2 separate regions of the Mus musculus genome follow, and region 2 is linked to region 1. The links are chromatin contacts, found by Hi-C or POLR2A ChIA-PET in ENCODE. All regions are on one chromosome and are shown on one strand. Each heading gives the region's core, a stretch centred on a gene start or an enhancer-like site at or near the end of the contact. The rest is flanking DNA. Distances are from core to core; before and after follow the strand shown. Region 1 holds the start of Bend6 (BEN domain containing 6). Region 2 overlaps Dst (dystonin).

Region 1 (3,130 bases), core at 211-2,710:
GGAAAGAAAGCTACTCTGACCTTGAGAGTGTGCGCTAAATAAATTACCTCAGAGCGAAAGTGATGAGATCTCAGAGCAGCATCTGGGGAGAAAAGAGGGAAAACGAGACTCCGTTAACTCCTTGTTCTCAGCCTAAAGAGTTACTGATCACTTACCTGGATTCGGGAAAGCACATTCTAGGTGTCTCTCTCCAATTCCGTGGGCATATTGGGGCGGGGCGGAGAGAGTATTGGACCATCTGTCTCTAAGGTGATTTCTCTGCAAGAAGTTCCAGCAAAGTTGGGAGAGGGGAGCCCATATCATCACGCCTTACTTTTTTATTCCTAAGCTCCAGCAAAGGCTTGGCAAAGATACGAGTACCTCAGCCCAGGACTCCCCTACAATTACCTTCTGGGCTCTAGCAAACTGACCCTAAGAATCGGAGCCTGATCCTTCCTTCCAGGACCTCCGAATCTCCGTGGTTATCCAAACCTGGTGACTCAGAGGATGGAGGTGAGGCCAAAGGGCCAGGGCGCGTTAAATAAATAAATGCACTTAGCTTGAGGAGTGGGCACTGAGTGGGCAGAAGAGGCAGAGAAGGCTTGAACCTCGCTTCTGCCCAGAAGAACCCAGCGGCGGCGTGTCTTACCTCTGCTTCTGGAACGACCCGAAAAGACCGATTTCATCGGATGTCTCCCTTTCTGGAGCTTGCGGTGCCAGCAGCAGAAGAAGACGATGGTGGCGACGGTGCCCAGCAGGAGCAACAAGAGGAAGAGAGCACATTGGATGCTGTAGGGTCTCAGCAAAACGAGGAAAGCGGCGGCGATCATGGTGCGGGCGAGGCGGGGGGCCGTGCGGCGCGGGGCTAAGGCTGCAGAGCGCGCGGGGCGCGGGGCGCGGGACGCGGGGCGGGCGCGGCGGACAGGGGCGAGCGCGGCTCAGCGCGTCAAGCCCGGCGCTCGCGGCCCCGCGCGCGGCCCAATGGCTGCACACCCCGCGCCGGCCCCGGAACGACTGATGGAGAGCAGCGGGCAGCTCTCGCCATGACTCAGCACGCGGCGCAGCGGCGAGAGCCGCGCCCCTCCCTCCGCAGGCGCCCCAGCCCGCGCGCAGCTCTCGGGCTCAGCCCCGCCCGGGACGCAGCCGGCTGGGAGCATCATCGGGTGGCCGCCCGGGGCCTCGGCGTCCTGAAGCCGGCGCACGTGGGGCGGGACGGGGCGCGGCGAGCCGGCGGGGGGCTCGGTGGGTGACGTCACGGGCTGCGGCGGCAGCGGCGGCGCGGGTGCGGGCGCGCGCGCATGGCTGGGGCCGGGACCGAGCGGCGCGCGCCCTCCAGCAGGTCGGTTCGGTGCGCGCGCGGCCCGCCAGGCCACGCGCCGGGCGGCGGTGCGCGGGGACCCCCGGGTTTCGCCTGTGTAAGCCTCCGCGGACCTTCTGCTGGAGGCCGACGTCAGGGGGCGCCAAGGAGCCGGGGGGAACCCGGGCTCCCGCCTCCCTGAGCCCGCCCGGAGGCTGGGGCTCGGAGGATGCAGCAGGGTGAGCTATTTGGTTTGGGGGCGGGGGTAGTCCCTGCGCATGGAGGCGCGAGCACCTGGAAGGGCCATCTCCAAGCTGGTCCAATCTTAGGAAAGGCGGCACGCCGCGGTCTGCAGGCTTGCACCCTACCACCCCCAAACTTGGTGCTGATTCTCAGCCCAGACGTGAGCTCTGCCACGGTCAAAGAACCCTGATTCATTTATTGGCTTTGTAGGGAGAGGTGATTTTAGATGTAAGGATCTGACATGATGAAGGATGAAGGAAGTTGGTGATTGATTGGCCTGTAGATACTGCAGGAGAAATTTTTAGGCACTGTCAGACAACGGCGATCGGTCACACTCGGGTACACACCCTTCTCCCCTTTGCCGTTTTTTTCCAGCTTCCCTTACATTCCGTTACAATCCGCAAAAACTGTATCGCAGTTGTGGGCTGGACACTTGACAGTGATCGCTGATTCGGTGCCAACGAAGAAGGCAAGGCGTGAGCGCTGCGGTGTGCTCTTTTGCGGAGGGCCTCTGCCACCTGGCGAGAAAGCCAAAGCTGCAGTGGCCGCCTGCAGCGTGTTGCGGCCTTAGCGGGCCAGTGCAGTGCTCTGCCCTGCTTGCCCCTAAGGCAAACTGGCTTTCCCTGTGGGAGTTGGATGATTTGTTTTCTTTCATTGACTTGTATTTTTTAAATTAACTATATGACATATGACAAATGAAATATTACATTTGTGCAATTTCTAGTAACTGGCTTGAAACTAAATAATTCGTAAAATTCCAAAAGTCAATTGAAGAATCGATAGGAATGTGTGTATTGTTGTCTAACTATATGAAACCAACTGTTCAGTTCTGCAAAAATGTGTAGCCATTAGTGACTGATAGGTGAATGATGTATTATCAAGTGTGAGCATTAAAAGAAATGCGGAAAGATGTTGCTTAGCCCTGATGCCAGGTTCATAAGCACGGAAAGCACAGGAAAATGTGCTCTTATTTGCATGTTGGCCTCCTAAAACAAATACAGATTGCTATTATATGCCACTCATTCTGTTGTTTGAGGCTGAGGATGGAAAGCACCTTGCTTGCCGACACTGAGGAAGGTGAGACTCTTGACTGTCAGACTGCGGGGAGCACTGGGTGCCAAACAGGCTTCACGGGTCCCTGGCAGTCAGCAGAGCTGTCTGGAACTTCTGCATCCCGTGCACAGAGCTGAAGGGCTCCTGACACTGCAGCCCACTGCAGTAAGAAACTGTATTCCTATCTGCTATGCAGGGGGGCGGGGGGGGGGGGTTGAAGAGAATCCCGAGATCTTGCAAAGTGTGGTACACCGCGAAAGGAAGAACCCAGCACGCTGAGCAGGGCACCGGAGGGTCGTTTTATACTGGACCAGAGTAACCTTCTGCAAACTGGGGGTGGTGCTAGCCGATGCGGTTTCCGAAGGTCATCCTTACGTTTCTCACTGACCAGAGCTTGGCAGTGAGCTGAAATGGCACAAATATCTCTGAACAGAAATAGGTCTGAGGCTGTAAACTCAGCAAAGTAATCAGTTTGCCCCAAATTCTGTGCTTTTAACAGCGAACAGCAAGTAAATAGCGATTCCGATTCTCTGAGCTATTATTTACTGCGATTATTAT
Region 2 (3,115 bases), core at 437-2,936, 40 kb before region 1:
TTGAAGGGTCTTGAGCACTTCTACCATAGACTGAAAGGTATCTCTGTCTTGGCGTTTGGGTCCCCCTCATCTGTCCTCTCATCAGCAACCCGGTCTATGAGAGACAAGGTTAGAGAAGCTTCCCCCTGGCAGCCATGTCTGCTCCATCTGTTTGACGTTTCGCAGGCAGATTAAACAACATCTGTTCTGTTTTTGCAAACACATAGATGATACTACCAAAAATGCATTTGCCCAGCTTTTCTAAAAATGATTATACCTATCCCCTAGTGGGTTTTCATACTTATGCTGTAGTACTGGAAGAAAAAGAAAGCTTGCCCAAACTAATCAGCGTTGCTGCATTTAAAACGCTGTAATCATTGACCTTTCCTACCCTGGCTTTTTTGGTTAGATCAGAAATAATCAGCCATTGGAAGATGGAATCTTTCTGGGAGAACTTCTCCAGTAGGACCTCTGTGCTGAAACTGACCCATACTGTTTTTAGCGTAAATTCATCAATTCCATGTTTTCTTTCTTTTTTTTTTCATTTAAATGAACCCCTAAAAGAAAATAAGCATGCTTGGCCTTTAAAAGACTCTTGAGAAGCACCCCAATGTTGCATTGCTACTGCCGTTAAAAGCGGAGTAAAGATTGCGTAATATATAAAGGTAAACAGGAGTAGCTTTCTGGATGCTGTGAGCCTCTGCTCAGATTCCATTCCTTATACACCTGCTTCTCCAGTTGCTAAAATTCTACCTGGAAAATCCTTTCTGCCCACTAGGTGGCTGCTGGTCTGATATCACACCCTTCACCCTGCCCAGGCCTGCCCAATGCCACTCAACAAGGAGAAGGGCCTGCTTCCAACAGGACAGCTCTGATACTTCCCAGGAGATCGGTGGGTGTTCTTGCAAATGGACTCCTCTTCTAACTCAGTTTCTCTCTCCCTCTCAGCAGAGGAGCACTCTCCAGCCAATATGCAGGCAGCCTCTATCTCAGGTCACAGCCTGTCCCCTCAGAAAGCCGACCCGAGACACATGAAGTCTGAGCTCCTAAACAGTGCCAGCAGTGACACTTGGGGACCTTATTCAGTAGTCAAGGACACAAAAGAATCAGCAACAAAAAGCTTCTGCAAGGACAGCAAACCCATTAATACAAGGAAGAAGAACGGTGCTAGAGCCCTGCGCTAATAGCACAGACTTTAATCCCCGTATTCAGGAGGCAGAGACAGGCGGATCTTGAGATTAGGCCAACCTGGTACACACACACACACACACACACACACACACACACACACACACACACACACAAAACCAAGCTGAAATGTGGTGGTACACACCCATAATCAGAGTACTGGGGAGTCTGGGCCAGGAGAATTGTGAGTTCAAGGCCATCCAGGGCTACATTTTAGGAAGACTCTATCTCAAAAAAGAAAAGAAAAGAGAAAGAGAGAGAGAATGACTACATAACACTGGCCACAATATACATCTCAAACAGGTCCAACTATGCTGCAGAAACAGTAGCCATATGGCATAGCAAAGTGGGTCACAGATAAGAATTCTAGAAGCATGCTAAGATGCCATACAGTTAAAGACAGTAAGAAGGAAAGACCGCCTGCTGAGCAGGCGCAGAATCAGTGCAATCTGCTCTGGCAGCAGCTAGGTCTCACAGCCCTGGGCCCAGACAGTCATGCGCAATGGCAGGCTCTATAAATAGCCCCGCCACAAGCAAATCATAACCCAGCCTTTGTAATTACAGATGAATGTGAGCTCAATCTGTCTGCATGTGGCCCTCTTCAGATTTAAAGAGTCACAGACAATAGTCCCTAATCCATAAATAAAAAGTCACCATCGTAAAAACGTGTGTGTAAAAAATCCTTTCCAAAACAAGACACCATGAGATGTGAAGGAAATAAGCATATTTTATGGTGTGTTCACAACATCCATGGCACCCGGCTTGCTCCTACTCGCGGCTCTGCAACCTGTCCCAGATCCAGCAGCTATAAACTCGGAGGAGCTAAAGGCAAGATTTTATGGTGAGATGTGACTATATTTGATGAATGACACTTAAAAAACAGGCATGAAGGCCTGTCGCAAGTGAGAAGGCAGTGCAGAGAGGTGTGAGAAACAAAGAGGATCATGGGAGAAGCCAGGCAGGAAAGCAAGCAGAGAGGTGGGGCCAGGGACACAGGAAGCCGAAGACAAAAGAACAGGAGGGGCTTTGAAAATTGAAGTCATACTAAAGACCTAAACACTTCTTCAGTATCTCAGCTGCAATCCTTACAGCTTTTCCAATGGCCACTATACACTCAGAGTTGTTAAGACACAAAAATAAGCTTATAAGGTTAAGAGACAGAGCTGGGTTGTGGTGGCAGCAATGGCACAGGACTTTAATCCCAGCACTCAGGAGGCAGAGGCGGGCAGATCTCTGAGTTTGAGGCCAGCCTGGTCTAGCTTTATAGCTAGTTCCAGGACAGCCAGAGCTACACAAAGAAACCCTGTTTCAAAAAATACCAAGAAGGAGGGAGGGAAGGAGAGAGAGAGAGGGAGGGAGGAAAGGAGAGAGAGAGATCGATCAAGTAAAAGATGGAAACACATAGAAACTGAACTGCCAACACAGTGGGGGAGGGAGGATGTGTGGCAACACAATCTTACAACTATGTCTGTTATCAAGGGCATCCTCCAAATATCTGTTCTCAAAGAACAGCTTCATCTTGAGGTCCACCTATTTCTGGACTGTTTCTGGAAAAAGATTCCTGAGGTTGATGCCAGCCCTATCCTAACTTGGGCAGTCTCAGCCACAGAGTAGATACTGTAGCACTGGCTCAAGCAGAGAACAGACTGGACTGAGAGGAAGCAGCAAGACAAGCCTGCGGCACGCAGAGGCCCGGGTCTGCACAGCCACCAAGGGCATGGTTGCATAAAACACAGGAACTGGGGTAAAGGTCCCAAAAAACCCCGGCAAGTCCTCCTGTATCACCCTACTCCCCAGTGCTCTGCAACCTGCCCCAGATCTAGCAACTAGAAAGAACCACTCGATATGAAATAACTCCGGTTGTTAAACATTTTAAACATCAATATCTCTACCAATGAATGAAGTTAATCAGGGCTACTGAAGTTTGGTGCTGAAGCTCCGAGCAGGA

What was found. A loop is a pair of places that touch in the nucleus more often than their neighbours do. ChIA-PET counts read pairs that join two places held with the same protein, here RNA polymerase II (POLR2A).
Region 2: a loop to region 1 is called in a map of left cerebral cortex, with 2.9 times the contacts of the local background. The contact joins the enhancer-like site here to the promoter of Bend6 in region 1. A Hi-C loop is called at or near these places in 8 of 37 maps with a recorded cell type or tissue (heart and left cerebral cortex). POLR2A ChIA-PET finds 5 or more read pairs at or near these places in 3 of 5 experiments (all embryonic stem cell).

What each region holds. Positions count from the first base shown.
Region 1 is chr1:33,905,951-33,909,080 of GRCm38, reverse strand. It overlaps Bend6 (BEN domain containing 6), which reads left to right and starts at 1,460. Exons shown (of 7, transcript NM_177235.3): 1 at 1,460-1,515. It overlaps Dst (dystonin), which reads right to left and starts at 856. Exons shown (of 103, transcript NM_001276764.1): 1 at 629-856; 2 at 48-82. The coding sequence starts at 809.
Region 2 is chr1:33,945,727-33,948,841 of GRCm38, reverse strand. All of the region lies in intron 2 of Dst (dystonin), which reads right to left. Among named protein-coding and RNA genes, the nearest start is that of Dst, 39 kb to the right of the region's middle. Within about 2 kb of position 1,686, at least 2 of the 3 ENCODE cell types and tissues checked have a DNase peak (open chromatin) inside an H3K27ac peak, as active enhancers do; they include heart and left cerebral cortex, where a contact is called at or near this core.